Regions from separate parts of the Homo sapiens genome. Here region 2 is linked to region 1. The links are chromatin loops, found by intact Hi-C in ENCODE. Cell type or tissue: chondrocyte. All regions are shown on one strand. Each heading gives the region's core, and the rest is flanking DNA. Links, peaks and the distances in the headings are about the cores only.

Region 1 (15,924 bases), core at 3,019-11,018:
AATAACTAACTCACTCCTGCAATAATGGCATTAATCCATTATGAGAGCAGAGCCCCATGACATAATCAGCTCTTACCTTTGTAATCACCTTCCTAATACTGTTACAATGGCAATTAAATTTCAACACAAGTTTAGGAGGGGACAAACATTCAAACCATACAACCTGTATCTTAGTTCTACAATATTTTTATCACCTTAGGTGGAAACCCTGTACCAGTGAAGCAGTCATTCCCCTCTCCTGCCACTGTCTGCTTTTAGCAACCACCCATCTTGCTGTTTCTATGGACTTAACCTATTCTGGATATGTGAACTTTTGTGTCTGGCTTAATATGTCTCCAAGGCTCATTCACATTGTAGCATGGATCAGCACTTTATTCCTTTTTGTGGCTAAGTAATATTACATGGTGTGGGTATGCCACATCCATTCATCTGATGATGGGCCCTTGGCATTGTTTCCACCTTTGGCTGTTGTGAATGGTGCTTCTGTGAACATGTGTGTACAAGTGTTTGAGTATTTTCTTTCGCTTCTTTTTGATATGTATCTAGGAGTGGAATCGCTGGGTCATATGGTAATATCTTTTATGTTTTTAACCTTTTTTTAAATCTTTTGCTTCATATTATTTCCAAAACACATTCCAGGTTGAGTAACCCTTATCCAGAATGCTTGGGACCTGAAGTGTTTTGGACTTCTGATATTTTCTCTGATTTAGAAGTATCTGCATTATACTTACCAGTTGGGCATCCCTCATCAGAAAATCTGAAATCTGAAATGCCCCCATGAACATTTCTTTTCAGCATCATGTTGGTGCTCAAAAAGCTTCAGATTTTACAGCATTTCAGATTTTGGTTTTCGGATTAGTGATACTCAACCTGTATGGACTTATTTGCATTTGAAAAGTTATACTGAACAAAACAATACTTTGCTTGATGTTCCTGGCTGATACTATGAATATAAAATATTACAAATTGCTATAATATGGTATAGATGCTCTCAGGATGTTTGGACTTTCTGTCTAGTTTTCTTGTTTTTTGTTACCCTCCGCCAACCCCCCTGGGTGTATGCATCCCTGGTGTCTTTTTGTGTGTTCAAATTTCCTCTTCTAACAAAGACACCAGTCAGATTGGATTAGGGCCCACCCTAATGGCCTCATTTTAAGTTAGTCACTTATTTAAAGCCCCTATCTCCAAGCATAGTAACATTCTTAAGTACTTGGGATTAGGGCTTCAGCATGTGAATTTGGGGAGAAGGCATGAATCAGCCCTTAACAGCCCATAAAGCCCTAGACACACTGTACGAGCTTTGTAAAAGTTGGTTGGTGGTTAGTGGTTGATGGTGGTTGCAGGACTCTCTGCTCCCACCCCTGTCTGACTGACTTCCCTAGTTGTGTCTGAGCCTGGAAGCCAGGTAATCAGAGTTAGTATTTCCTGTAAAAGTAGAAGTGAATAGTTATGTCCACATGGAGAGGCCTAAGGCATTAAGCTTTGGTAACTCTGTAGCCTCTATTTATTTATTTATTTTCCTTCTTTCTTTCTTTCTTTTCTTTTCTTTTCTTTCTTTCTTTCTTTCTTTCTTTCTGTCTTTCTTTTCTTTCTTTTTCCTTTCTTTCCTTTCTTTTTCTTTTGTGTTGTGTTCTGTTCTTTTCTTTTTCTTCCCTTTCTTTCCTTTCTTCCTCTCTTTCCCTTTCTTTCCTTTCTTCCTCTCTTTCCCTTTCTTTCCTTCTTTCTTTTCTTCTTTCTTTCTTTCCTTCTTTCTTTCTCTCTCTCTCTCTCTCGCACGCTCGCTCTTTCTCTTTCTCGCTCTCTCTCTGTTCTTTCTTTTTTTTTTTTTTTTTGACAGAGTCTCGCTCTGTCGCCCAGGTTGGAGTGCAGTGGCGCAATCTTGGCTCACTGCAACCTCCACCTCCCAGGTTCAAGAGATTCTCCTGCCTCAGCCTCCCGAGTAGCTGGGATTACAGGTGTGTGCCACCGGGCCTGGCTAATTTTTTGTATTTTTAGTAGAGACGGGGTTTCACTCTGTTAGCCAGGGTGGTCTTGGTCTCCTGATCTTGAGATCCTCGCACCTCGGCCCCCCAAAATGCTGGGATTACAGTCGTGAGCCACTGCGCTCGGTCTGATACCTAGCATTTTCGAAATGGTCACGTTATCTTTTAAAAGCTGTAGCTAACTCTGCATAGCATAAAATTTGCCATTTTGACTATTTTGAAGTGTACAATTCAGTCATATTAGGTACATTCACAGACCTAGCACTTTGGGAGGCCAAGGAGGGAGGATCACTCAAAACCAGGAGTTCGAGACTAGCCTGGGTAACAAAGCAAGACCATGTCTCTACAAAAAAAATTAAAAATAAAAATAAATAATAATAAGGACATTCACAATGTTCTGCATCCACAAGTACCAACCACTTCCATAACTTTTTTTGAGATGGAATCTCACTCTGTCGCCCAGGCTGGAGTGCAGTAGCACTATCTCGGGTCACTGCAACCTCTGGCTCCTGGGTTCAAGTGATTCTCCTTTCCCAGCCTCCTGTGTAGGGATTACAGGCAGGCATCACCATGCCTGGCTAATTTTTGTATTTTTAGTAGAGATGGGGTTTCACCATGTTGGCCAGGCTGGCCTTGAACTCCTGACCTCAGGTGATCTGCCCGCCTCAGCCTCTGGAAGTGCTGGGATTACAGGCATGAGCCACCAGGCCCGGCCCACTTCCAGAACTTCCCCATCACCCTAAATAGAAACTCTGCACCCATTAAATTGTAAATGTCCTTCTCCCCCAACCCCTGGCTACCTCTCTTCTCCTTTCTGTCCCGTCACTTTTTAACCATGCTGTTTCACAGTAGCCATTTAATGAGACAGGAGACTGGACCTGGCCAGTCCTTTGCCCATGGGAAGGGATTAAGATTGGTGAGGTCAGCGGGGAGCAGGGATCTGGGCCTGGGGAGCAGGGACTGGGCCTGGGCCGCCTCACCATCTTCCTTCTCTTGTTTCCCTTTCACTGCCATCCCTCTTTGAAATGGCTTCATTCATTTGTCCAGAATATCAAGATTTGGTACCCAGAAAGGCAGGGACAGTGTGCACCCGGGAGACAGAAGACGTCTTTCCCCCTGGCGCACACTCGGTGGGTTTTGTTGGAGCTCATCCAGTGGCCTGGGTTAGAAGTGACGCATCCCTGTCTCACTCTGTGCTTGCAGACCTACATCGGCTCCATCCTGGCCTCCGTGAACCCCTACCAGCCCATCGCCGGGCTGTACGAGCCTGCCACCATGGAGCAGTACAGCCGGCGCCACCTGGGCGAGCTGCCCCCGCACATCTTCGCCATCGCCAACGAGTGCTACCGCTGCCTGTGGAAGCGCCACGACAACCAGTGCATCCTCATCAGGTAACGGGGCTCACAGCCAGTCGGACTTTCCCATGGCCCAGGAGTCCCTCCGCGCACCCCCAACCCCAGCCTCCTTAGGGCATTAACCAGAGGAAGCTTTTACAACCGCCTGAGTTTCTCCGACAGAGTTTTCTGTTTTGAATGGCATGGTAACTTCAGCTTTCAGAAGGAGCTTACTTAGCAAAGCAGATGGACCATGTTGCTTGGCTCTTGTCCTCAGAATAATTATTCCATTCTGTTCCTTTTTTTTTTTTTTTTTTTTAAAGCAACATTTATTTGCCTTAATTATTCTTTGATTTATTTCAATGATGAGGCATGGTCCTTCTATCTGTTTAAGGAAATCTTGCATAGTTCTTTCAAATTTAAATGTTTTATATAGCCTACAGTGCTACTCACAAGGCTTATGTATGTGAACAAGGTTTCTTTTTTCTCTACTGCAATAAAATAACTCTAGATAGAATCTCCCAAATTTAGGAATTTTTAATAATAGGGTGCTCTTAAAGTTAATTAGCCACAGAAGAGGGGCTTACTGTGTGTATGTTAAGGGCATGTTTATTTCAATATTTTTTTTTAGTGGGTGAGAAGGCACTTGGCATGTCTATTTTAGCTGAGTCGTACTCGCTTTTACAAAGAAACTATTAGGAGCCCCAATATCAGCTCCTTTATTACTAGAAACTGTCTAAAAAAGTAGTAGAATTTCTTTTTTTTTTTTTTGAGTTGGAGTTTCGCTCTTGTTGCCCAGGCTGGAGTGCAATGGTGCGATCTCAGCTCACTGCAACCTCCGCCTCCTGGGTTCAAGTGATTCTCCTGCCTCAGCCTCCCGAGTAGCTGGGATTACAGGCATGCGTCGCCACCACCCCAGCTAATTTTGCATTTTTAGTAGAGACGGAGTTTCTCTGTGTTGGTCAGGCTGGTCTTAAACTCCCGACCTCAGGTGATCCGCCTGCCTCAGCATCCCAAAGTGCTGGGATTACAGGCGTGAGCCACCGCTCCCGGCGAGTATTTTTAAAATAAATATTTATTGGCTGGGCACAATGGCTCACACTTGTACTCCCAGCACTTTAGGAGGCCAAGGAGGGTGGTTCACTTGAGTTCAGGAGTTGGAGACCAGCCTGGCCAACATGATGAAACCCCATTTCTACTAAAAATGCAAAATCAGCCAGGCGCGGTGGCTCATGCCTATAGTTCCAGCTACTTGCGAGGCTGAGATGGGAGGATCACTTTAACCCGGAGGTGGAGGTTGCAGTGAGCTGAGATCACACCACTGCACTCCAGCCTGGGTGACAGAGTGAGACTCCTTCTCAATAAATAAATAAATAAAATTTCTTAATTTTTATTATTAACATTCAAATTGACCTCATCACATGTATGCTATTGACATCCTGTTGGAGTTTGTTAATTATTTCTATTGGACCTGTGCTCTAGTGATGATCCTCACACCCCTGGGTGATACTCAGAGCAGACGGGATGCATGTCAGTCTCTTCTAGTGAGGTTTCCGTGGAGGCGCCAAGCATTTCTTCATTCATTTCTCCTCGCAGGAGTTCACTCACGGGGTATAGTTGTTACTGAGGAGCCACAGTCTTGTAAAGCTGCCAGTGTGAACGAAGATTCCGACATCTGCTTCAGATGGCTTTCTAGTCCCAACTTGTGGCAACTTGGCTCTCGTCCTCAGAATAATTATATTATTTCCTCAGAATAGTTATTATGTTATTTCAGGAGGAATGGGAAAGGGAGAGGAAAGGGTGGTTTGGATTTGGCGGGTGATGTCGGGGGAGGGGGGGACACTAAAAAGACCCCTCTCTCCGGATTTCCGATTCAGTGGAAGTAAGACCACAGGAGACATATGGAGAGCCATATGTCAGCCTAAGACTCCCAGCCAAGTGGGCCTGTGAGCACTGCAGCCCCGAATCACACAGACAGACCCACCTGGTCATGGGTATAGCCAGGTAACTGGTGGCCATGATGACTGTGGGAAACTGATTCCCAGATGGTGGAGAAAAGCAGGCAGGTGCTGCCTTTCTCCTTTCACCCCAGAGCACTTAGAGCAGCCCCCCGCCCCCCGCTCCTGTGGGGAGGGACTGGGGTTGGGGGAGGACAGAGGTGCCAGAGGAGGCCCCTCTGAAACCCTGGGGCAGGGAAATGGATGGAGAATGTTAGCATTATCCCATGTGAGAGCTGATTGAGGATGGATAAGAAATAATGGCTCATGGTTTCTGAAGGATTCTGCGTGTTGGACTCTGTGCCAAGAGCTTGCCAGGCATCGGCACATTGAAACCCCTGACAGCCCTTTGATTTGGGTGCTCTATGATGATATCTGCAGGTGCCACACACGGAAAGCCATTTGCAGGGGTTGTGTTCTTCTCACTGGCAGTTTTTACCCGTTATCTTTTTTGTAGTTCCTTTTTTTTTTAAACAAATGGGGATTACATGTATATGAACAGCTGAATTCTGTCTCTGTCTCTGTCTGTCTCTGTCTCTCCCTCTCTCTCTCTCTCTCTCTCTCTCTCTCTCTGTGTGTGTGTGTGTGTGTGTGTATGTATGTGTGTGTCTAACAGGAGGGGAGCATATGGGCAGAGGTACTGTCTTCTCGTTACCTAAAGTCTAACAGGACTAATAATGTGTTGGGCCATAGAAACAACTTGGATAGAGGGACTGTCAGTGTATTCAGTTAAACAGATAGGGATCATAACGGCTTGCAGTTAATCGAAATGAAGCGGCTGCTTAATATAGAAACAGCTTTTAAGATTCACATACCCAATAAAACAATTTAATCTGTGACTAGAACCACTATTTGTGGGCTCTTCTAAATGACTTCATAAAAGTTCTGGAGTTAGAATTTAAAGATCATTATTTCAGCATACAGAATATAATTTAAGAAGATTAACAGAAGGGAAGAAAACAATCTATTTTAACAGATCAAGTTGGTGTCCACACTTAGATCCTTAAATAATTGCCATTGATAATTGCTTGTATTTATTACATTCAGTGGAAAAAATGAGAGCATGACTAATATATCATTTGCTAGACAGAGCCGCTAAAGAAGAAAGCGAAACATCAAATGAGATCATTGTGCATATGTGTATGTGTGTGTGTGTGTGTATGTATGTATTAAAACGGAAGGAGGTTGGCATTTTCATGGTATTTAAAAATAAGGGGGAGAGGGGGGTGGATCCCAAACAGAAAGCTCCAATTATGCAATGCTGATGTGAACAGAGTAACTGTATTTATCTAAATTAATTCAGGAAACAGAGACTTTAAGAATAGATTTCTCATTAAAATGTGTTTTAGTTTTAATAGCTCTCTTCAGCAGTTTTTTAAAGTGGGGGTTGAAGCTGTGGGAATTAAGAGAAAATGGAATATAGAAATAGGAGTTGCTGGACGTAGGAGCCCTGTTTAGATTTCCTTGGGCATGATCTGCCCCCTGCTGGCTAAAATGTGTTTTACTACTTTAAAAACATTCTCATGCTTGAGAAAATAAGCCTGTTTGAATTATATAGGACTTCATAGATCAATTTTTCTCTCGCTTTATAAGTGAACATCGATTGGATAGGCTCCTCTGCTACTTGGTGGCAATGCCAGGTCCCTGGGCTTCTAGTCCAAGCCTCTTCCTTTGATTTCATTTTCAAGGTTGTTGCCTCTCTTAAGGTCTAGTTTTAATTTTGCCATTTTTGTGTACATTTAAATGAATGCTCATGCTATTACAGTTTTGAATATATGTGTGTGTGTGTGTGTATATATATATATATATAAATTTAAAACTTACTTGAATTTTCCATCTCATAAGGTCAGTGTTTGACTTTGGTTGATCTCTAGTACATTTGACATTGACTCTAGTTTTTCATACACCGTATAGGCCAGACAGGGTTTAGTTTATTATGGTGTATTAGTCCGTTTTCACACTGTTGATAAAGATATGCTCGAGACTGGGCAATTTACAAAAGAAAGAGGTTTAATTGGAGTTACAGGTCCACGTGGCTGGGGAAGCCTCACAATCATGGTGGAAGGCAAGGAGAAGCAAGTCACGTCTTACATGGATGGAAGCAGGCAAAGAGACAGTGAAGAAGATGCAAAGGCAGAAACCCCTGATAAAACCATTAGATCTCATGAAACCCACTCACTACTGCGAGAACAGCATGGGGAAACCACCCTCATGATTCAGTCGTCTCCCACCAGGTCCCTCCCACAACATGGCGGGAACCATGGGAGTACAATTCAAGATGAGATCTGGGTGGGGACACAGCCAAACCATATCATGTGGTCTTTGCAGTACATATGACTTCTTAAGGTGTATAATACAGACAAGGCCTGTGGCTAATTCATCTTTGCAGCCTGGTACCCAGCACAGTGTCTGGGAGAGGACCAGCATTCAACAGCTGCCAATCAAAGGATGAATATACAGAATGACTGTTGGTTCAGGATCTTTGCTTGCTTTGTGTGTTTTGGTTTTTCAAAACTTGAGTGATTTCTACTTAACCATGTCCTGGACTGGTAATTGAGTGTTTGGTCTTTTTCTATTTCTAGAAATACATTTAGAGGTGATAGTGTTGGAATGCGGAACAAAACTTGCATCCTCGATTAGAAAGGCACCAAGCAGAATAAGGCATGGGGGCGTGCTCTTGTAATATAGCAGATGAAAGAGGTGGAGTGGGAAACACAAAGAAAAAGGAACTGAAATTCATCGAGAAGACTTATTCTTGTGTATTCCTCAGAGGGGCCCAAGAGGCATTTTCTGTAGGGAAGCCGAGGCCCAGAACTGTTTGGTTGGCTTGCTGAAGAAACTTTAGCTATTGGCAACAAACATAGGATTTGAACTTCAGTCTCTCTGCCTGTGAAGTCTGTATTTCTGTTTTTTGTTTGTTTTTTGAGATAGAGTCTTGCTCTGTTGCCCATGCTGGAGTGCGGTGGCACAATCTCGGCTCCTCCTCCCAAGTTCAAGCAATTCTCCTGCTTCAGCCTCCCAGGTAGCTGGGGTTACAGGCGTGCACCATCATGGCTGGCTAACTTTTTTTTATCGTATTTTTACGATATGAGGTTTCACCATGTTGGTCAGGCTGGTCTCCAACTCCTGACCTCAAATGATCTGCCTGCCTCAGCCTCCCAAAGTGCTAAGATTACAGGCATGAGTGAAGTCTGTATTTCCAGAACAGAATCCTACTTTCTGGTACAGCTTCCAAACAAAAGGGCTTTGTTTGGCTTGCTAAGACCTTTGGAGTTAATCTTTTAGGCAGTAGAGAAGTTTCCCAAGTTCATCTAACAATTGAAGGAATGATCCGATTTATATTTTGAGAAAATCATGTGGATCAAGGGAATTGATTTCTAAGTAGTGTTATAGATGGCAGCAAAAAGTTTTGTGTAAAGAGCCAAAGAGTGTATATTTTAGGCTTTGTGGGCGAAAGCACCTCTGTTGCAACTAATCAACTCTGCCCTTGTAGTGTGAAAGCACTCAGTATGCAACGCACAGCCTGCACTGTGTTCCAATAAAACTTTATTTATAAAAACAGGCAGCAGGTCAGAGTTGAGGACCATTGTTTGCTGACACATGGGCTGGATCTAGAAAACTGCCAGCCTTGATGTGTGCTGCTGGGAGGCTAGCGTGTCCTGTGCACCAAAGGCCCTGCTCGTATCAGATTCCTTTTCCTTCAGGTGTGTCATGGATCCCTCCTCTCTGCTCACCCGAGGACATTGCTGCATCTCTGAGCCTCCTTGCCCTGGATTCTTTGACCTCTCTCTCAACTGGATTGTTGACGTTATTCAAAATCTTTTAGTATGTTCCATCTTGGAAAAAAATACAAAAGATGCTCGTTTGGTTCCACAGCCTCATTCAACTACTCCTTCGTCTCAGCAAGCTGCCCCCACGCCCCCCACCATGGCGCCCCATCCTATATTTCTTCCTGGCTCTCCACGGCCACTCCTCAGCTTCTCAGTCATTTTTCATCTGCTGTCTTCTCACCCACCTGCGTTTTCTTCTCTGAGTCTGCAGGACTCTCCAAGTTTATACACCCTCAACTTCTCATTTGAGTCCCAGACTTAAGTCCCAGTGCCCCTTAGGTGTCATCACTGAGATGTCTCAGGGGTGGCATGTTCTAAAGTCAGTATCATCTTCTCCCAGAAACTTGTCCCTCCTCTTGTGCCTCCTATTCTCAGCCAGTAGCCTCTCCATCCTACCCTGTCCCAAGCCTGAGATCTGGAAGTGATTCTTCCCCGCCGCCACCAAATTAAGGTAAACTTACACACGGTAAAGTATGCCAGTCATAAGCATCCAGTTTGATGAGTTTTGACAAATGCACAAACCTGGTGGTACCAATTCCTGAATCATCACGCCAGCAAACACTCAGGGGCCCCAGGAGTCATCCCTGATGCCTCCCTGTCACTTGCTGCCCACCCCCTGGCCAGGCCCCTCAGCAATCCTGTCCCTTTCCCTCCAGTCTTTCTTGGGCCTCTCACTTCATCTCTGCTGCCCCCGCGGCCCTTCCCGCATCACCTTTTTGGTCTCCCTGATTCTTCTCTTGCCTCCTTTCTGTCCATTCTCCACGCAACAGTCAGAATGATTCTTTGGGGCCTGGTGGCTCATGCCTGTAATGCCAGCACTTTGGGAGGCCGAGGCGGGTAGATCACCTGAGGTCAGAAGTTCGAGACCAGCCTGGCCAACATGGTGAAACTCCGTCTCTACTAAAAATTACAAAAATTAGCTGGGCGTGGTGGCAGGCGCCTGTAATCCCAGCTACTCGGGAGGCAGGAGAATCGCTTGAACCTGGGGAGGTGGTGGTTGCAGTGAGCCAAGATTGCGCCACTGCACTCCAGCCTGGGAGACAGAGCGAAACTCACACACACACACACAAAAGAACGATCCTTTAGAAGCTTAAATCTGATCATGACACTCTCCTGCTTAGGAACTGTCTTGTGACTTTCCATTGTGCTTACAAAAAATTCTCACAATTTTTAATACAGCCTGTGGCCCCCCATCAGTGCTTTGGGTTTGTTTTCACATTTTCATTATTATAGTTAGAAAGTTTTTTTTTTTTTTTTTTTTTTTTTAAAGCAAAACAAAACAATATAAGCTCCTTTTGGTTAATCTGAATGCACACATTTTTGCCAAAGCCTGTGTTTGTGTTGGCTGGCCTGCTGGCACAAGGCATAGAACTGTAATTGCCTTGGGCTAATGAGGACCAAGTGGAACTGCAGGCTGGAGGAGGAGGAGACGGGTTAGACAGAAATGTACTACCTGCAGAGTCTGTGACCTTGACATTAGTATCTCGGGACATCTGGCATATTTCTGGGTTTTAGCAGTTTGTGAGTTATTTAATTATATTTCTTCTTTGCCCTGTTGTTTGTAAAACACTTCCACAGCCCAATATATGAGTAGACACCACTTACCTCCTGGTAGAGTCCTATCTGAATTATGTGAGGCTGCTTTCCAGAGTAGCAGTTCTTCAACCTGGCTTCATAGTAGAATCATTCAAAAAAAAAGAGAGACAGGGTCTTGGGTCTCGCTCTGTCACCCAGGCTAGAGTGCAGTGATGCAATCTCTGCTCACTGCAACCTCCGCCTCCCGGATTCAAGTGATTCTCCTGCCTCAGCCTCCTGAGTAGCTGGAACTACAGGCACCCGCTACCATGCCTGGCTAATTTTTGTATTTTTAGTAGAGACGGGGTTTCACCATGTTCGCCAGGCTGGCCTCGAACTCCTGACCTTAAGTGATCTCCCTGTCTTGGCCTCCCAAAGTGGTAGGATTACAGATGTGAGCTACTGCCCCCGGCCAAAAATTTTTTTTTTTAAATAAAAATGACAGAGTTCTACACCCACAGGTTTGGACGAGGGACCTATTAGGTGATTCTAATATGCAGCCAGGGTTGAGAGCCACCACCGTAGAGCTCTGTGCAAATCTGAGGGTTTTTCCAAGTTTTACTTGCACAGCTTGAGTATCCCTTATCCAAAATGCTTTGGGCTAGGCATATTTCAGCTTTCAGGTTTTTTCCAATGTTTTTGGATTTTGGAATCTTTGCATTATACTGGTCGAGCATCCCTCATGTGAAAATTTGCCCCAAAGAACCCCAAAGAACATTTCTATTGAATGTCATGTTGGCACTAAAAAAAAGTTTCAGATTCTTGACCATTTCAGATTTCATATTTTCAGATTTAGGGTTACTCAGTTGGTGTAATGCAGATATTCTCAAAATCCAGAATCTGAAATCAGAAACACTTCTCGTCCCCAGCATTTCAGATAGGAGATCTTCCACCTGTATAAGAGATTGACAGAGATTGATATCCATGACTTGGTCCATTTCCAGCCGTATTTTTTCTCAATGTGTCATACACTCTTGAAGCATCTTTATGACGACGAGAATCCTGGGTTTTCTTTCTTTGACCAAGCCTCTGCTGTAGAGTTTGAAGAGTATCGTATCTTCTCCATAATTGTATTTTTGCCATATTCGGTGAGCCAAGGTAGGCTGGCTGCTATGACAGACAGCCATCAAATCTTAGGGGTGTAACACAGGGATGGTCTATTTCTTGCTCCTCTCCGGCCCCTGGTGGGTAGGGGAGGGACTCGAGTCTACTCTGTAGGCTTCTTTGCTTGGGAGATGTACCATCTCTGAGGACACTTAGGTGGCAAGCGGAAGGTGGAGCCCAGAGGACTGTGAAGGGGGTTTTTAGCTACCAGGCATAGAAGTGGCTGATAGCCCCATGGCTCAGTTGTTCAACTGGCTACACTTGGTCCCCTTGTTACTGCCTGCCTGCCGGGTTTTTTGTTTTTTTGTTTTTTTTAATTATTTTTTTGAGATGGAGTCTGGCTCTGTTGCCCAGGCTGGAATGCAGTGGTGTGATCTCCATTCACTGCAACCTCCACCTCCCAGGTTCAAGTGATTCTTCTGCCTCAGCCTCCCATGTAGCTGGGATTACAGACGTGCGCCACCACGCCCGGCTAATTTTTGTATTTTGAGTAGAGACAGGGTTTCACCATGTTAGCCAGGCTGGTCTCAAACTTCTGACCTCAAGTAATCCACCCGCCTCAGCCTCCCATGGTGCTGGGATTACAGGCGCAAGCCACAGTGCCCGGCCTCTGCCTGCTGTTTTTACTGCAAGGGAGTCTAAATGTTTTCGGCTTCTGTGTGCCCGAGGATAAAGAGGTAGGTTGAGGAACACATAACATTGTTTCGGCCTCACCATTTTCACTAGACAACTTAACCTTCTAGTTTTTGTTTTAATAACTCAGCCACCAACAGCTGTCGCGTCAATATAGATATGTTTTAAATATGGAAGATGATTTAAATCGTTCCTTGAAACTGTCTCTCTTGGTTTCTGTGAGTCATTCTGTGCACTGTTGTTGAATGCCTCCCCCGTGCCAGGCACTGGGCCGAGCAGATGCCAGTTATTCAATGTATGCTAAGCTCTGTACTGGGAAGATTCTGGTGGCTGGTAAGGGAAACCCCAACTAAAGGTGGCCTAATTTATGCTGCCTTTTACTATTTCAGACTACATGAGGCAGGGCAGTTTCAGGGATGTGGATTCAGCCCCCGCCCCGGCTGGGCTTGCCTCTGATTTTCTTGGCTTTTGCTTTATGATTTCAAGACAGGTTTAGATCGTCAGATCTTTGTTGTCTGCCGCAAAAGGGACATTTCCGCCCAGTGTCGTGTGTGTGCGCGCAAACCTCCCCTAGGAGCCCACAGTACCCTTGACATTACGACATTATGTCTTTGTGGAATCGTGACACTGGCCCCTGCCCAGGCCTGTCGCTAGCAGAGCAGGTGAAAGGACTGTGGTTGTCTAGACCAGTGGAGATCCCTGGGACCCCTGCACCCAGCCCGGCATGTTGGCGTCATCTCTGAGTCATTTCTTCTCTTTTATTACATGCAATTGATTCACATTTTTAGCAAAATTCCTCTTTCTTGATAACGTCCCAGCTCTTGGTACTCCACAGGACTTCTCTTTAGAACGCAAAAGGGGCTCATCTGCCCATCCCACCATTCAGCGGTTGTCAGCGTGCTGCCTCGTGATGGCGTTTGTATGGCTGTGCTCTTGCTTATCCCTTCAGTTTACCTTTCTTGTAAGTTTCCAGCCTCTTTGCTACTTCTGTTCTCTGCACAACACCAAGCATGGTGCCATATGCCAGATGGATGGGGTTTCTCCGTTCAAGTCTCTCTCATGTCCGTATCTTCCTCTCCGTCTCCAGCCTTGTTAACTGTGTTTGGGACCTGGCCACCGCGGGCCTAAACAACGGCAGCAGCTGGTCTCCCGAGGGACCCTTCGGTCCTTCTAGAGCTTTTCCTCCAGAGCTGCGTTTCCTACAGGTGGCCTTGATGAGGTCATCACCACCCTCCAGCTCCTGCACTTGCCTCTGAAGCATCCAGCTGAACCTCAGCTCATCTTCTCTGCCGCCTTTCGTCTCAGCCCAGCTGACCTAACCAGACCTGGATCTCATTCTCCCATAAGAATCTTTCCCAGCTTCTGTGGTTTCTGTGCTTTCTTGGCCTGACTCATGTTTGCTGGTCTTTTAAGGCATAACTCATCCCTTATTTACTTCTGTCCTTTGCCTCCCTTCCCTCTGGATTTTTTGTTCACTTGTCCTTAACTATCACTAACACGTGACCTTGGCAGGACTTTGGATCAGGCCGAGCTGGCATTAAGAGTCCAACTCGGACACTCAGCCATGCTTCCCTCATGGGATTATTGTGGGAATAACATGAGTTAGTGTGGGTTGTGTACCCGCAGGTTCATTGCCTTGTCCCCTCAGTATTACTCATGAATGATTGCATTTTTATTCATGTGTACCTGCTTTAAGTTTCTCAGAAAGATCATGTTAGTGAGCTCATGCATTTAACCAAACGTTTACACAGTGGAGGTGTTTGGGATGAACTAGTGAACAAAATGAAGATCCCTCTTTCCCAGAGCTTACCTTCCCTGTGAGGCACCATACATCTTATGACCTTTCCTTAGGAAAAGGTAGTTCTATTTGCCTCATTTGCCAAAAGAGGCGAGTAAGGCCAGACACAATGTGGCCAGCAGGAGAAAGGACTTTTGCTTTCTTTTAACTCAGCTCTTTGGAAACAGGCATTTTGATCTCCCTCTTCCCACCTTTCTACCATTGTTCTGTTGAGTAATTATAGTGCCATTGACCAAAGCTGATTTTTTTTTAAAAATTATAGTTAGAAGCACAAACTTTTCCGTTTTGTCTTTCAGTGGTGAAAGTGGGGCAGGTAAAACCGAAAGCACTAAATTGATCCTCAAGTTTCTGTCAGTCATCAGTCAACAGTCTTTGGAATTGTCCTTAAAGGAGAAGACATCCTGTGTTGAACGAGCTATTCTTGAAAGCAGGTATTTATTGATTTTCTTGTTTCCAACTAATAGGATTCACTTTCCTTATGGTATGGCTTATTTAAAGAAGAGTTAAAATTAGTTGGTCGCGTTTCTCTTTTTCTTGACTTCTCTTTTACAATTCCTTAAGAAAAGGTCTTGCCATGCACATAGTAATATCTCATGAACCCAGCAACAACTCCTTCTGCCTCCTGCCCCTTCATCGTCAGGCCAGGTCTGAGATGGGGACTGAGTGGCGCGCAATGGCTGTCTGCAGAGCCTTTGACTCCAGCTTCATGTGTTTTTGAAGCACCTGCATCAGATAAGGCACTTGTATTGGAGTTTATGGAGAAGAATAAACTTGACTAGTTTTCTGGAGGCCTTGTTAGCAGCAGAAATGTCAGCCCCCAGCCACTGTGTAAAAGGGGGCTTAGCGTGGAGACGAGCAGGGTTCAGGTCAGCATCCACCGCTTGGAGGCTTAACATGAGCAGAACGGGCCTCTCGTGTGTGGAAGATGAGTGATGCATTCTATATAACAGGGAGCCTCAAAACTTAGAAAGAGGGCTAGGTGTCACCCGAGTTGTTGTATAAACTATGTCATTGCCTGATAGATGGTTTGTGCCTTATAAGACTTTAGAACCGGTAGGGACTTTATACACCCTATTATTTAGAGATTTGTCCAGGGGTCGGCAAACCACAGCCTCGTGCCCATATCTTGCAGCCTGTTTTTGTTTTTTGTTTTTTAGCATGTAAACACACCATTTAAAATCGTGGTAAAATATACCTAGCACTAAATGTGTGTTAACTGTTTTTCAGTGTACGGCGCAGTGGCGTTGGCATTAAGTACATTCATGTTTGTTATGCAACCATTGCTGCCATCTGTCTCCAAAACTTCATCTTCCTCCTGTAATCTGTTTTTATAAATAAAGTTTTATTGGAACCCAGCCACACTCATGAGTAGTGTTTACAGCTGCTTTTAGGCTATAGTGGCAGAGCTGAGTAGTTGCAACCGAGATCCCGTGGTCTGCAAAGCCTAAAATACTTACTGTCTGGTCCTTTCCAGAAAAAGTTTGCCGGCCCCTGATCTAGTCAGACTCCATCTTACACTTGGAAAAGACCCAAAGAAATTAAATGAGTTGCCCCCGGGACATACAACAAATAGGTGAAATTTCCAGGACTGGAACTTCTTCAGTTTCTAGAATTGGGGTGGGCTTTTTCTGTGCAGTCCCTGGATTGTGCATGTAAGGCCACACTCACTGG
Region 2 (15,924 bases), core at 3,524-11,523, 410 kb before region 1:
TCTCCAGTTCACTTCTAGTGCAAAGGAAACTCCTCTCTAGCTTTATTCATGTTGAGGTCATTGATCAAATGACTAGCGCTTACAGGAAAAGAACGTTTTAGCCTACAGTTAGCCCCTACCTTCTCCATTCATATATTAACCTTTTTGTATTGATGAGCCCATAACACTAATACAAAGTTCTGTTTTTCATATGACATTGTTTTTTGTGTTCTTCTCAGTATCTCTGAATGATCTTCTATGACACAGCATTGCTGCTGAATCAGGGCTATGCTGATTTTTATGACTTTTGCTCTTCAATAAAATTAAACAAATTCAGTGCAACCAAGAGCCTCAACACCAAGGCATCCTAAAACTTTTTTTTTTTTTTTGGTAGAAATGGGGTCTCACTTTATTGCACAGGATGGTCTCAAACTCCTGGCTTCAAGCAACCCCCCCGCCTCAGCCTCCCAAGGTGCTGAGATTGCAGGCTTGAGCCACCATGCCTGACCATTACAACTTTTTTTTATTTTTTTGAGACAAAGTCTCTCTCTCTGTCGCCAGGCTGGAGTGCAGTGGCGCGATCTCGGCTCACTGCAACCTCCATCTCCTGGGTTCACGCCATTCTCCTGCCTCAGCCTCCCAAGTAGCTGGGATTATAGGCATCTACCACCACACCTGGCTAATTTTTTTATTTTTAGTAGAGATGGGGTTTCACCATGTTGGTCAGGCTGGTCTCGAACTCCTGACCTCAGGTGATCCACCTGCCTCCGCCTCCCAAAGTGCTGGAATTACAGGCGTGAGCCACCATGCCCAGCCTAAATTTCTTAAAGTCAATTTTTTCATGTATATTTTTACTAGAGATAAATAAATTTTCTCGTCAGGCCACATATTATATTGATGCGGTTTGGCTTTGTGTCCCCATCGAAATGTCATCTTGAATTGTAATCCCCAGGTGTTGAGGGAGGGACATGGTGGGAGGTGACTGAATCATGGGGCGGTTTCCCCCATGCTGTTCTTGTGTTAGTGAGTGAGTTCTCATGCGATCTGATGGTTTTATAAGTGTTTGGTAGTTCCTCTCTTGCTCTCTCTCTCTCCACTGCTGCCATGGAAGACGTGCCTGCTTCCCCTTCCATCATGATAATACGTTTCCTGAGGCCTCCCCAGCCATGCAGTACTGTGAGTCAATTAAACCTCTTTTTATAAATTACCCAGTCTCAGGGAAGTTCTTTATAGCAGTGTGAAAATGAACTAATAAATATATCAACCTCCAAAGGGCAGAGACCATCATATAATTCTTCCAAAGTGTTTTTCTAAGAAGGTAAAAATAATGTTGTCCAGACAGGCAACTTTGTGCTGGAGTTGACAGTGAGATTCTCCCTCCATGGGCTGGAGGGTGGAGGGAAGGAGCTGGAAGCTTGTCCTTGGTCCGTGTCAGGATTTCCACTGGGGAAGGAAGGTCTCTTCAAAACATACACATCTCAGTTTCTGATTCTGCCTCCCTTCTTGCGTCTCAAGCAGAGCTTTTCAACCTGGGGACCCCAGTCTCCTGGGGGATTTTGGACAGATATTAGGGAGTTCTTGCCCCCCTCCACCCAGATTTCTTTCACTAAATGCCAGACATTTTGGGTTGAACTTTAAACAAATACTGAAGAACAAAAATTGATTTTTCAAGTATTGTGTTGGCAGAAAAACAATAAGAAATATTTGTATTTTAAGGGCCTCCTCCTCTTCCTCCTCCAGCTTCTGAGTTTAAGACCTTGGTTTATATTTGGCCACCATTTTTCTTTCTTTCTTTCTTTCTTTCTTTTTTTTTTTTTTTTTTTTTTTTTTGAGACAGAGTCTCTCTCTCTCTCTCTCTGTCACCCAGGCTGGAGTGCAGTGGTGCGATCTTGGCTCACTGCAACCTCCACCTCCTGCGTTCAAGCAATTCTTCTGCCTCAGCCTCCCAAGTAGCTGGGACTACAGGCATCACTATGCCTGGCTAATTTTTGTATTTTCAGTAGAGACAGGGTTTCGCCATGTTGGCCAGACTGGTCACAAACCCCTGACCTCAGGTGATCCACCCCCATCAGCCTCCTAAAGTGCTGGAATTACAGGCATGAACCACAGCATTATGGCCACCATTTCTGCCTGGAAGGGCACGGTGGGACTCTAACAATGGACACCCCACGTCTTGTTAGTAGCTATTTCAAATCTTCTGAAGGATGAGAAGACTTAAAATCTATTCTCTTAGCAATTTTCAAGTATGCAATATATTGTTACTAGTTGTAGTCACTATATGAGGCCATGTCTATGTTAAATAGTTTCATGTAGTCATTTCACATTTTCTGTATACATCTATCAAAACATCATGTCGTATACATCATAAATATATATAATTTTACTTTTCAATTTTAAAAATTCATTAATAATAAAATTAAAAATCCTATTAAAAAAACCTGTTCAAGGGCCTGCAAATTGCTGGGGGGAAGCGCAAGAGGCAGGAAGCACAGAGAAAGGAAGAGGCAACCTGGGCCAGGAGGAGGGCAGTTGTTCCCCAGCAACCCCCTGGATCCACACAGAGGCACCCTAAGTGGCTCCTGGGGAACACCGGGAGGAGATCCGAACCGGAAGACCAGGGACCTGACACCTGCACCTGACCTCAGGTGATCCACCCACCTTGGCCTCCCAAAGTGCTGGGATTACAGGTATGAGCCACCACGCCGGACCCTGACTTTTTTTTTTTTTTTTTTTTTTTTTTTTGAGACAGAGTCTCGCTCTGTAGCCCAGGCTGGAGTGCAGTGGCGTGATCTCAGCTCACTGCAACCTCCACCTCCCAGGTTGTAGCAATTCTCTTGCCTCAGCCTCCAGAGCTCCTTCTTGGATGGGGATGCTGAAGACCCCACCTGAGGGTGGGGAAGTGGAATTAGCCTAAAGGACATATGTAACTACTGGTATAAAAAATGCCACCCACTGCATAAACTTGTGTTTGTCACTATATTTTTTTTTCTTTTGGTGGGTTGGCGGGGGACAGAGCCTCACTCTGTTGCCCAGGCTGGAGTGCAGTGGTGCAATCTTGGCTCACTGCAGTCTCCGCCTCCTGGGTTTCAGCGACCCTCCTGCCTCAGCCTCTGGAGCAGCTGGGATTACAGGCGCCCACCACCACGCCCGGCTGATTTTTTTGTATTGTTAGTAGAGACGGGGTTTCGCTGTGTTGGCCAGGCTGGTCTCAAACTCTTGACCTCCGGTGATCCACTCACCTCAGCTTCCCAAAGTGCTGGGATTACAGGTGTGAGCCACCAGGCCCAGCCATGTCATTATATTTCTTAATGTTGTCATTAACTGATAATCTCAAAAGTACTGACTTTTTTTTTTTGGGCAGTCTCTCTCTCTGTTGCCCAGGTTGGAGTGCAGTTGCTCGATCTTGTCTCACTGCAACCTCCACCTCCTAGGTTCAATCGAGTCTCATGCCTCAGTCTCCCAAGTAACTGGAATCATTTTTAGTAGAGACACGGTTTCACCATGTTGGCCAGGCTGGTCTCAAACTCCTGACCTCAGGTGATCCACCCGCCTTGGCCTCCCAAAGTGCTGGGATTACAGGTGTGAGCTGCCACCACGCCCGACCCTAACTTTTTTTTTTTTTTTTTTCAGACGGAGTCTTGCTCTGTCGCCCAGGCTGGAGTGCAGTGATGGATCTCGGCTCACTGCAACTTCTGCCTCCCGGGTTCTAGCAATTCTCCTGCCTCAGCCTCCCGAGTAGCTGGGATTACAGGCGTCTGCCACCACGCCCAGCTAATTTTTTGTATTTTAGTAGAGACGGGGTTTCACTGTGTTGCCCAGGCTGGTCTCAAACTCCTCAGGTGATCCTCCTGCCTTGGGCTCCCAAAGTGCTGGGATTACAGGCATGAGCCACGGCACCTGGCCAACATATTTTTTTAAGAACAGTTGAAAACTAAGTTTAAGCACAGAGTCCATGCCTTCAGAAATACAGAGTCTGATAGAGATGCTGATAATCTAGAGCAGAAGTCAGCAAAATTTTTCATAAAGGGTCAAATAGTGAATATATTTTGCTTTGAAAGCCATGAGATTTCTGTTGACACTACCCACCACTGCCACTGTATCAGGATGCAGCCACAGACAATGTGTCAACAAATGGACATGGCTATGTTCCAATAAAACTTTATTTACATAACACCTAGCAGGTCACTCTTGACACAAGGGAAGCAGTTTGCCCATTCCTGATCTGTATCATTAATAATTTGCTTCTGCTAAAATCACTCCTAAACTATAATAATGTGAGTTTGAAGGTTCCTTTCAAATAACTCAAATTGCTTTAATATGTATTATCTTATCTACCTTAGGAAATTATCTGGGAGCAACAAATAAATGGAGAAAAAAGAGTTCTCTAATTTTTTAACATGTCATATACAGAATTTCATGTGAATATTTCCACATTCTCAAATCATTATTTTTTCTTTTCACTAAGGTTAACTCTGTACATTCTTTCATGTATTTAAATACATTTCATTGTTTTTTTCATCCACTCAAAACATTTATGACATAAGGTGATGACATTTGAATTTAATCCCAATTTCCATTAGGAGAGGCTTATACTCCCTTCTGAGGTTTATTTTATTTTAATCTCATGAATTTCACAATATCCTAGTAATTGAAATATAGCTTGAAATATCTGCCAATGTAATCTGGAATTATCTCCTTGTAGAGAAGCAAAATGGGGGGAAGAAAGCAAGTAATGTCAGTCAACTAAAAGGCATAGAGATAAAAGGAAATGAAATAGGAAGCAGAATAAATGCCAGGTTTAGTGCACGACATTTTTCTGAATGGGACATTTTTTAACATTCTACAATATAATACTTTTACCTCATGATATAGGATAGCAGATGAATCCTGGCTAAATGAATAGATGCAGATGTATTTTCAGTTATCTTAGATTAATTCCTGAAGACTGCAGTTTAATAATTCTGAGTCTGAATTTCATTTTTATTATATCACTACATGTTGAGAACCCTTCAAAAGTTTGTCTAGTTCAATTCTAAAATTCAACTGAGGCTGGGCACAGTGGCTCATGCCTGTAATCTCAGCACTTTGGGAGACCGAGGCGGGCAGATCACCTGAGGTCAGGAGATCGAGACCAGCCTGATCAACATGGTGATACCCTGTCTGTACTAAAAATACAAAAATTAGCCAGGCGTGGTAGTGCATACCTGTAGTCCCAGCTACTTGAGAGGCTGAGGCAGGAGAATCACTGGAATCCAGGGGCAGAAGTTGCAGTGAGCAGAGATCGCACCACTGCACTGAAGCCTGGGTGACAGAGCGAGATTCCATCTCAAAAAAAATTAAATTAAATTAAATTCAGTTGAAACAACAATGTTTTGAAAAGCTTTTTAAAACACTCTTTAAAATTTAGAACTGAAAGAAACCATGTCCAAAAATACACAGCCAAGTCCCCTCCCACATTCGGGGTAGGTATTGATAACCAATCAATATCAATCAATCAAAGCATTCTTTCTGTGGCTAAAAAGTATTTCGTAATACTATGCCCCAGATTCTACTGCCAGTTAATCTGATCTCACCCCAAAGCTGATATGTCATTGTCATCTGCACTGTAGTCCAATTTCTTCATGTTATAAATTGAAAATCTAAGACATATTGAGGTTAAAGGATCTTCTCAGTGCCAAAGATGCTGCTCCAGTCAGTTCAACGCCTTTCTGCTTCTGTTTTTGCAATACCAGATTGCCCCTACACCAGGAGGGGATGGGGTGGCCACTATGGCAACATGAATTTTAAACATATGCAAACTAAACATAATTTGAGTCACCTACTAAACACTGGAAACGATTCCTGAGTGCTGGGAATTCAGCAACAAACAGGGCAGACGCAAGGCTTGCAGGCATAAGAGGTAAAAAGAATAAGGTCACTCCAGATAGTGCTTCCTCTCAGGAGGGGCCGCTTTCTAATGAACGCTTGTGGAAGGTGTGTAGGAGGAGGAGAGCTGAGCCATGAGAGCCAGCCCTGCGATCATGAGGAGAGGATGGTAGTGGGTACAGGGTGCCGCTAGTTGAGAGCCACAAAGGCTTGCTGGAAGGAGGCAAGGGCAGCAGTCTGCTGTGTTCAGTGCTGAGAGATAGAGTGGGGTGAGGACCCAGGGGCGCTTTGGGGATGGGAGTGGTGTGTGGCGCTGGCTGGACAGGTTCCAGGGGAGTGGTGGTAACAGATGCCCTGGGCTAAGGTGAGTGGAGGGGAATGGAGACAGTGAACACAGACGAAACTTTCCAGAAGTTTTATTGATTGTGACAGGAAGCAGAGAAATGCAGCATTAGCTAGAGAGAATTTTGGATTAAGGAAAAGGTTTTGTAATGAAGGCTTTTGAGAGCGTGTGTATATGCTGATAGGTATACAAGGGCCAGGGAGCTGAATGTTGGAGGAAGAGGAGCCAGATACAGATGCAAAGTCCTTGAGTCCTTGAGTCCTTGAAAAGGCAAGGTGTGTTTGGGTGCAGGGAATAGAAACAGGAAAGGGATGGGCTTTATAGGAACAGGGGTATTTTGCCTACCTACAGAATGAAGAATGATAGGGAAGAGGGGCTCCCATGTAGGTAGGCTATTAGGTTAAGAGGCTGATGAAGGTGGGATACGTTTCCAAATACTAACTTAGATACACATGTTCTTATGCTATGAGACATAAACTCCAGAATAGTGTGGCTCCTAGTCCATTTCATTCACTGCTGTAAGCTCAGAGCCTAGAACAGAGCGTGGTGACTGTGACATTAGACACTCAATAAGTATGTGTGGAAGCAAAGGCACTGCAGAGCCCTGGTTTTGCCAGTCTGGTTTTCCAAATAACCACAAGGTGGCAGGCTTGTTCAAAAAAAAACAGTATCGCTTACTTGGCTAATTTCTACTGTGTAATAAGTAATAAGCCCAGTATGACTTTTAAGTGAATTTTTTTTTTTCTAGATGGAATCTCGCTCTGCCGCCAGGCTGGACTGAAGTGGCGCAATCTCGGCTCACTGAAACCTCTGCCTCCTGGGTTCAAGCGATTCTCCTGCCTCAGCCTCCCGAGTATCTGGGACTACAGGCACGTGCCACCACGCCCAGCTAATTTTTGTATTTTCAGTAGAGACGGGGTTTCACCAAGTTGGCCAGGATGGTCTTGATCTCTTGACCTTGTGATCCACCCGCCTTGGCCTCCTAAAGTCCTGGGATTACAGGTGTGAGCCACCGCGCCCGGCCAGGATTAGTTCTTTGTTCATCCCAAATGTTTACTTGCTGTCCACATGTGGCAAAAACAGCTTCTTTCCAGTGATGATCAGTCCCAGTGTCCGCCGCCTTCTTAATACCATATGCAAAAGGACTTCCCCTTCTCCATAGCCTGAGCCCTCCAATTCCCACTGCTTCACAGTCCTGTCATCACCAACAGTAAAAAAAAAAGAACTCCCAGCCGGGCGCGGTGGCTCACGCCTGTAATCCCAGCACTTTGGGAGGCGAAGGCAGGCAGATCACGAGCTCAGAAGATCGAGACCCTCCTGGCTAACACGGTTAAACCCCATCTGTGCTAAAAATACAAAAAATTAGCCGGGCGTGGTGGCGGGCGCCTGTAGTCCCAGCTACTCGGGATGGTGAGGCAGGAGAATGGCATGAACCCGGGAGGCAGAGCTTGCAGTGAGCCGAGATCGCGCCACTGCCCTCCAGCCTGGGCGACAGAGCGAGACTCCGTCTCAAAAAAAAAATTAAAAAATAAGAAAAGTCCCACAAAAGTGAGGACATATTCCTCGTACAAAGCCTTCATGTGCTTGTATTGTACGGACACATTTCCGTTGAGTCAGGTTCCAGATTCTAACCTCTCCATCACATGGCCCAGAAAGGACAGGAGCCAGGCTCCTTGGATGCTTTGCCAAGCAATTGACTCCGTCTCAGTGACCATTCAGGGAAAAAGGAATGGTTTTGCAAATACTCTTTCCAGTTTGACAGCATTTAAAGCTCTTAAGTATTCTCGTGGGACCGCAGAAGGATGTAGGGTAGGATCATAGTTTCTGGGAAGTCTGTAAATCCAACTTGCTTTCACAGACATAGTTATCCGGGTTCCAGCTCAGCATCTTCACCTTCCTCTTGGTTGTTCTTCCCGCCAAACTCCACGAGCTTTTCATTCCGGGTTCCTATTTTCTCGTAGAAATGATTTCCCCTGAAAATAACAATACTTACTGCCTCTCAGCTATTTCTTACATTTGGCAAATTTCAAAGTCACATGAGAAATGTAAAACACTAGAGAATCCCCCATATGAAACAGGATCTTCTCTGAGATCACCTAAGGTGTCTGGACTCTTGATTTTAGAATCTGAATTTCATTTGTATAAGTCAGATAAGATTCCATCGGCTGTTTTTGTTTTGCTCTTTTTTTGTTTTTTGTTTTGTTTTGTTTTGTTTTTGTTTTTTTAGACACGGTCTCACTCTGTTGCCAGGCTGGAGTGCAGTGGTGCGATCTCGGCTCACTGCAACCTCCGCCTCCCGGGGTTCAAGTGACTCTCCTGCCTCAGCCTCCTGAGTAGCTGAGACTACAGGCATGCGCCACCACGCCTGGCTAACTTTTGTAATTTTTGGTAGAGACAGAGTTTCACCATGTTGTCCAGGCAGGTCTCCTGACCTCAACCAATCCGCCAGCCTCAGCCTCCCAAAGTGCTGGGATTACAGGCGTGAGCCACCGCACCCAGCCTTAGATTGGCTCTTTTGAAAAGAAATCTCTTGGTGTTTTTCCTTATAGAGAATTTCTTAATATTTTTTTCCCCTAACTACACCCTGGGATATTGAAAATTCAGGTGAAAATTAATTTTTGTTCTTTTTTTAAAATTGGCATATAGGCCGGGGGGTGGTGGCTCACGCCTATATGCCGGGCTCCCAAAGTGGCTCAGCACTTTTGAAGGCTGAGGCGGATGGATCACCTGAGGTCAGGAGTTCAAGACCAGACTGGCCAATATGGTGAAACCCCATCTCTACTAAAAATACAAAAATCAGCTGGGTGTGGTGGTGGGCGCCTATAATCCTAGCTACTCGGGGGGCTGAGGCATGAGAATCGCTTGAACCCAGGAGGCGGAGGTTGCAGTGAGCTGAGACTGCACCACTGCACTGCAGCCTGGATGACAGAGCTAGACTCTGACTCAAAAAAAAAAGTGATATATAGGGTTTGATTCTGATGCTTCTGTGTGATTATGTCCCTGACACTGTATTTTTGTTCTGTTTTGCTTTGCTTGCATTTGAATTAGATAAAATCTATATAGTCTTTTAGGTGTTCAAATCAATTGCTTCCTTTATAGAGTTTGAGAATTGGACGCCATCCTTACCCTGCTTCATTTTCCTCACCAGTAGAGTGGGAGAATAGCAGTATCTATCTGTGGGGGGTTGTATTACCCAAAACATTTGTTGCCCCTCCCTGGTGGAGGACTGTGCTTTCCCCATCCACTGATGTCGCACGTGGCCATGGGATTTGAGATGCCCTTCCAAGTAGTAGGATAAAACCTCCCTGGCCCATTGAGGTCAGGAGGGACCCTGTGACTTGCTTTGGCCATTGAATTGCGGGGAGATGTGATGTGTTTCACGTCTGAACAGAAGTTCAAGAACTAGCTCCTGGCTTGCCATCACTCCTTTCCTTTTGCCAATCTCCACCCACGTACTGCACTTGCTTCCATGACACAGCCCCATGACGGACACAGCATGTGGGCAAGAAGTAAACATGAATGGCTATGAGCCTCTGAGATCTGGGGACTATTTTTTAACTGAGGCATTACTTAGTCCAAGTTAACTGATACAATATATGGTGACTGTGAGAATAAGTGAGCTCATATCTGTAAAATCCTTAGCCCCATGTGTGGTATATCTTAAGCAACGAATACATATTATTAATATCCTTGATCACTATTCATTCATTCAATTTATCTGCCATATTGAGGATAAAAGCCCATGTAAAACTATCTAATTTCCCTTACAAAGTGTTGGCATAATTCAGAGGTTTAAAATGAGATTTAGAGTCCAATAAAGAGGTTACGATATCCTCTCCATGGAAAGCAGTGAGAAGTGCAGAGGACAAAGTGCCAATTCATGGGACGCATGTGCTCCAGAATATGTCTCGGGCCACTAGCAGTAATTTCCCTGGCACTGCAACTCTGCCTTCGTGGCCTTTTATAGTTCAGAAGGTACACATTTCTTTGACTGCTCAAAACAACCAGTAAGAAGAAATCACTCAACCTAAGATACTCTTAAATTTTGATTCAATTATATTGAATGATTATCTTCTTCCACTTATGATAGTGAGTTCTTGGCACCTAGGAAAGGCAAATGCACACACCCCTATCTGTGCTAGGGAAGGGTAAAAGAGCCAGGCCTATTTGGTGCCAAATTAGAATTATTTTGATATCTCCTTGACGTAGCTGAATGTCAAAAATGCAGATGCATTCTAAGGTCCCAAAGAATGCAAATGTACTTTCAAATTGATGTCAACTTAGTGCTTTTCATACAGTTTTGAATATTTGCATGTTAACAAAAACGTCCTGAGTGATGTCGATTCTGAACTGCAGTTCCCACCGATTCTTTCCACCCAGATCAAGCACCACAGACTCCACCCATTCAGATAATTCACAGCAATATTCCTTCATTTGGGCCCTTGAGTGAAGAAGAAAGCAGTTTACACTGTAATTCTTTCACTGGAGGGTCTGAAAGCCTGTCACCTACAGAAATCCTCCAAGGCCCAGGACTTAGAGGCAGGGGTTCCCTCCAAATCATTCAAGAGGCAAGCACCTCCAAGCTCCCTGATTCCCACCCTTGTCTGGAAACACGTCTGGAGAAACTGACTCCAAGTGGCGCCAGTCCATTTGTTTGTTACTGATAAGCACAGAGGAGGGAGATTGAGGCGCAGACCTGAAAATGGGGAAATTAACCTTAGTCAGCCAACTGATGTGAGCGTGCCTATTCCATTTTCCACAATCTGATCCCAGAAGTCTGTAACCAGGAAAATACCCACCAATAGGATACTGGAGGCTTCTCTGGAGACCAGGTTCCCTAATGAAGAGGCCAGCTGGCTCTCTAGCCAAAATGAGTTTTGCACCTACTGGGAAACCCACTTTTTCACAAGCTCTGCCTAAACTTGCAAATTGCTTTTATGTATTTTAGTCTTAATTATAAAAGGACAGCCAAGGATTGCCAGGTATTTAAGAAAACTTGCAGTTGGGTGCGGGGACTCACGCCTGTAATCCTAGTACTTTGGGAGGCCAAGGCAGGTGGACCACTTGAGGTCAGGAGTTCGAAACCAACCTGACCAATATGGCAAAACCCCGTCTCTACTAAACACACACACACACACACACACACACACAAAATTAGCGGGGCATGGTGGCAGGCGCCTATAAGGCTGAGGCAGGAAAATGGCTTGAACCCAAGAGGTGGAGGTTGCAGTGAGCCAAGATTGCACCATTGCACTCCAGCCTGGGCAACAAGAGTGAAACTCCATCTCAAAAAAAAAAAAAAAAAGAAAGGAAAACTTGCAACCTGAGCTAAAGAAGTCTGGCGGGAAGGACTCCAAAGGAAATAAATGATACAGGAACTGGAGATATATATACATAATATCAATACCCTCAGAGCTATTAAAGAAGAAAGTATCCTCATAAAATAAGGACAAGAAAACATGAAACAAGTTCAGAAAGCAAGAGAAATTCCTTGTAAATTAACAATGTGATAACCAAGATATAAATTTCAGTAGAGGATTAGAATACAATATGGAAGAAATGCTAGAAAGGAAAATGGAAATATCAAGAAATAGAAAACAGGAGTGAAAAGAAGAGGCAGAGATTCAAAACAAGAGGACCAACATTTCTGAAATTCCAGAAAAAGAACAGAAGAGAAGAAATTATCAAAGAGATTGTGGCAAACTTTTCCCAGAACTGAGGATCACAAGTCTCTGAATTAAAAAGGCACACTCTGTGCCAAGCCCAATGAATGGATAAAAAGATCATAAGAAAGCACACCATCTTGAAATCTCAGGACCCTGGAGATAAAGAAAAGATACAGAAGACTTCCAGAGAGGAAACAAACAAATGGAATCAGGAATCAGAATCGCCATACTAGATGTAAAAAGATAAAGACTTTCAAAATTCTAAAGGAAAATTGCTCTCAATCTAGATTTTTTTTTTTTTTTTTTTTTTTTTGGATACAGGGTCTTGCTCTGCCACCCAGCCTGGAGAGCAGTGGCATGATCATGGCTCACTGCAGCCTCGACTCTCCCAGGCTTAGATGATCCTCCCCCCTCAGCCTCCTGAGTAGCTGGGACCATAGCATACCACCATGCCTGAATAATATTTTGTACTTTTTGTAGAGATGGGGTTTTGCTATGTTGCCCATGCTGGTCTCAAACTCTTACACTCAAACAATCTGCACACTTCAGTCTCCCAAAGTGCTAGGATTACAGGGATAAGCCATTGCACCTGGCCAGTCTAGTATTTTATACCCAACCAATCTATCCATCCAAAGAAAGGATAGAATAGACATATTCAGACTTTTAAAGACTGTCAGAATGAGGGTCAAAGCCAAGGAGAAGAGAGACATAGAATCAAAAAGGAGGGTGTCCAACACAAGGGAGCATCAGAAGGAAGTCCCAGAATAACAACAGCACAGCCAATCCAGACAAGAGCTGGTCCAGGTCAGATCAATTAAACCAAAAGATTATGATGCATTTGAGAATTTGGAAACTAATACTGATAAGACACTTGGAAATAAGAAGTAATTACACTTTCAGAGACAACATAACACATAAGAAAAGGTGGCAACTTCAGGAAAAACAAAAGTTTGTAAAAAGGAATCAGTTCATATACCTTACTTGGCTCAGTGGTAAACCATATTTATATAGTCATAACAATGTAAATCCTGACTAGTAATTTAACGACAAATTACAACATATTGGGAAAATGCAAGGCTGAAAAAGCAGGGAAGGGGAGATGAGAGGGAGAGCTATCAGAACACCCTATGCTTATATCGCATAACAGAAATTCAGTAAACAATGTCTACATGTGACAAATCAAAAATTAGAAAAAGAGCAGTAAAATATAGAGGAACTTGCCAGGAAAACCAACTAAGTATTGGAAGGCCATACCCCTAAGGAAAGCAAAAAGAAAGATGGGAAGGAATGAGTAGGGAATGGTGTTTTCCATTATAAGCTCTTTTGTACTGATAACGTTTTAAATTACATATACATATTACCTTGATTTTTTAAGTTAATTTTTTAAAAAAGAAATAGAAAACATAGTTCATCATCAAGGAATTACCAGTCTAGCTGGGGAGATACGACACCAGCATGTAAAAAGAGAATAAGAATAATACAAGTTTAAGTTTTAAGGACAAAAAAAGAACACAATTCACCAGGCAGTTTGACTAATTGCCAAAAAAAATAATTCCAGAGTCAGAGAGAGAAGAGCTCGTTGCTGCCTTGAGGTTACAGGGGAAGACTTTGTGGAGTGGGAAGATCTGCCCTGGGTTTCCTTGGGAAGGCGGAACTTTACTTACACAAGGCAAAGTCAGGCCAAAGAATTCTTAGACGCAAACACAACACATGCTGAGAGGGAGGACAGTGAGCAATCCGTTTGGACTGAATTGCTAATTGCTTTTGTCCAATTTGGGTCCTACAGGAGCTGTTCAACCATCCAACCAGGAAGGGTCGATGGAGTCCAGGCTCCAAAAGGTCTTAGAAGTCAGGTTAAAAAGTTTTTGAGTATTCCCCAAAGAGATGCAGGTCCACACTGAAGGTGCACAAAATGACAGACAGCAAGAGCACGTTGGGCCTTCTGTTTTGTCAACATTAATTATAGCAATTGACATTATATCTTCATTCAGCCTGTATGTAAGATGGTCAGTGAGTGTATGAATCTATCCCAAGGTGGTGTGCGTGACGGGAGCGAGGATAAGTTTATACACACACTGACCATCTCACAAACAGGCTTTCCCACCCCTTACTTCCCATGTATTGTCCTGTTTCGCAGTACACGTGGCTCATGTGTTAGCTTAATTAACCCTCAAAAAATGGACAAGTGGCTTAAAAAGACTCCTGGAAATAAATTACAGATTGAACTTAATATTAGTACTAATAGAGCAAGAACAGACAAGCAACAGGAAATCTGCAGAGCCGACTCACCTATGTCTCAGCCTGAGCTAAAAGCAACATGGGCCAGGTGCAGTGGCTCACGACCAAAATCCCAACACTTTGGGAGGCCGAGGTGGGCAAATCACCTGAGGTCAGGAGTTCAAGACCAGCCTGGCCAACATGGTGAAACCCTGTCTCTACTAAAAGTACAAAAATTAGCTGGGCATAGTGGCCCACACCTGTAGTCCCAGCTACTCGGGAGGCTGAGGCAGGAGAATCGCTTGATCCTGGGAGGCAGAGGTTGCAGTGAGCCGAGATCACACCACTGCACTCCAGCCTAGATGACAGAGCGAGACTCCATCTCAAAAAAAAGCAACAGTGATCACCTCACCTCTAACAATACGCTGGAAAAAAAATTAAATTACCAGGAAGATGCATTGTAATGAGATTTGTATCCACTGCTATTAAAGAGAAAACCCACCCTAGGTGTAAAATGTGCCTTGAAAGGGTAGCTGATGATAGGTCTTAGCGCCATGACTAGAGATATTTGGAAATACTTCCCATTTCAGCTTAAACTCATTTCCCAAAACTTTCTATTGTGATGTGTTTTATCAAGTATGTATGATTAGTATAATAGCATTTGTGTATTATTTATATGGCATGTCACTTTTTTTTCCCACTGAATGTATGCAGAATCGAAAGAGTTTTGAGGTCATTGCTGTAGACTTGGGGAATTTCACAAGGTTTGGGGACAACAGAACGCTCTGCTCAAAATTCTGCTGAAGGGAAAATAGTTATATGGGGATGGGTTCCACGAAGATTTACAATAGTGCTAGAATGAAGTAATAATGCACTAAATGAGATTAATCAATTCACCTTTGAATTGAAATGATGGAATAGATTTGAGAAATACTGCAAAGGATTAAGGAATGAGACAGGGTAGCTGGTTTAATAAGGGAGGGCATTTGTCATACTGCCTGCTAACTATAGCTATCAACAACATAAAGCATAGTTAATACCGGCTTTATGGGCAGGTCATCTTACTCATCCAAGTATATATAATTCTACTTAAAACCCTATTTTCAAGGTTACCAAGGATTATGTACCTAGGAGCACTTTCTTAATTCTTTTAGCCTAAAGAAATAATTTAAAGTTGTAAAAGTTCAGACCCTTCCATTTTTAAGGAGCTTTTACACTAATTAGATGTTTAAGTATAAACACATGAACACTAGTTAACACTTCTATGGTGTTCACTATGTCCCATGTGTCATTCTAAAAACTTTACATATATCACTTCACTTAATCCTCACCAAATAACCCTGCAATTTGGTACAATTATATTGTACCCATTTCACAAATATGGAAATCAAGGCAGAGAAAATAAATAACTTGCTCACAGCCAATTGATAAAGCTGGATTCCCACCCAGCAAGCCCAGCTCCCAACCACACACTAATTGTGACAACAGTACAATGAGTGTAAATGCTCAAAAACACCCTCACGTGACTCACATTTCCTTCTGAGATGTCAAACTCTTCAATTCTATAAGTTTTCTAGGCTTTTGCTTCAAAATGTATCAATTAGAAATAAACCAATTTCTTAGGCCAGGCGCCGTGGCTCATGCCTGTAATCCCAGCACTTTGGGAGGCCAAGTTGGGTGGATCACGAGGTCAAGAGTTCAAGACCAGCCTGGCCAACATGATGAAACCCCACCTCTACTAAAAATACAAAAATTAGCCGGGTGTGGTGGTGGATGCCTGTAATCCCAGCTACTTGGGAGGCTGAGGCAGAGAATTGCTTGAACCTGGGAGGAGGAAGTTGCAGTGAGCCGAGA

Evidence for each region. Hi-C counts contacts between places; a loop is a spot of excess contacts. Peaks named below come from ENCODE experiments on the same cell type or tissue, not always from the same donor. Only the 100,000 strongest peaks of a DNase experiment are listed, where the experiment ranks them.
Region 2: it touches region 1 in a loop (4-fold over the local background); 61 of 110 quality-filtered maps call a loop at or near these places.

The regions. Positions count from the first base shown.
Region 1 is chr5:16,782,095-16,798,018 of GRCh38, reverse strand. MYO10 (myosin X) reads left to right here. Exons shown (of 41, transcript NM_012334.3): 4 at 3,186-3,373; 5 at 14,550-14,684. Among named protein-coding and RNA genes, the nearest start is that of MYO10, 150 kb to the left of the region's middle. RefSeq lists enhancers at 2,738-3,265, 3,266-3,793. In chondrocyte, for the core only: CTCF peaks have their summits at 6,587, 6,795 (motif pointing left) and 7,026; a DNase peak (open chromatin) is centred at 3,318.
Region 2 is chr5:17,194,433-17,210,356 of GRCh38, reverse strand. The region is part of intron 1 of BASP1-AS1 (BASP1 antisense RNA 1); the gene reads left to right. It also overlaps the pseudogene DCAF13P2. Among named protein-coding and RNA genes, the nearest start is that of BASP1-AS1, 15 kb to the left of the region's middle. RefSeq lists a silencer at 6,801-6,880. In chondrocyte, for the core only: CTCF peaks have their summits at 6,621 and 6,840 (motif pointing right); no DNase peak of the experiment used is centred there.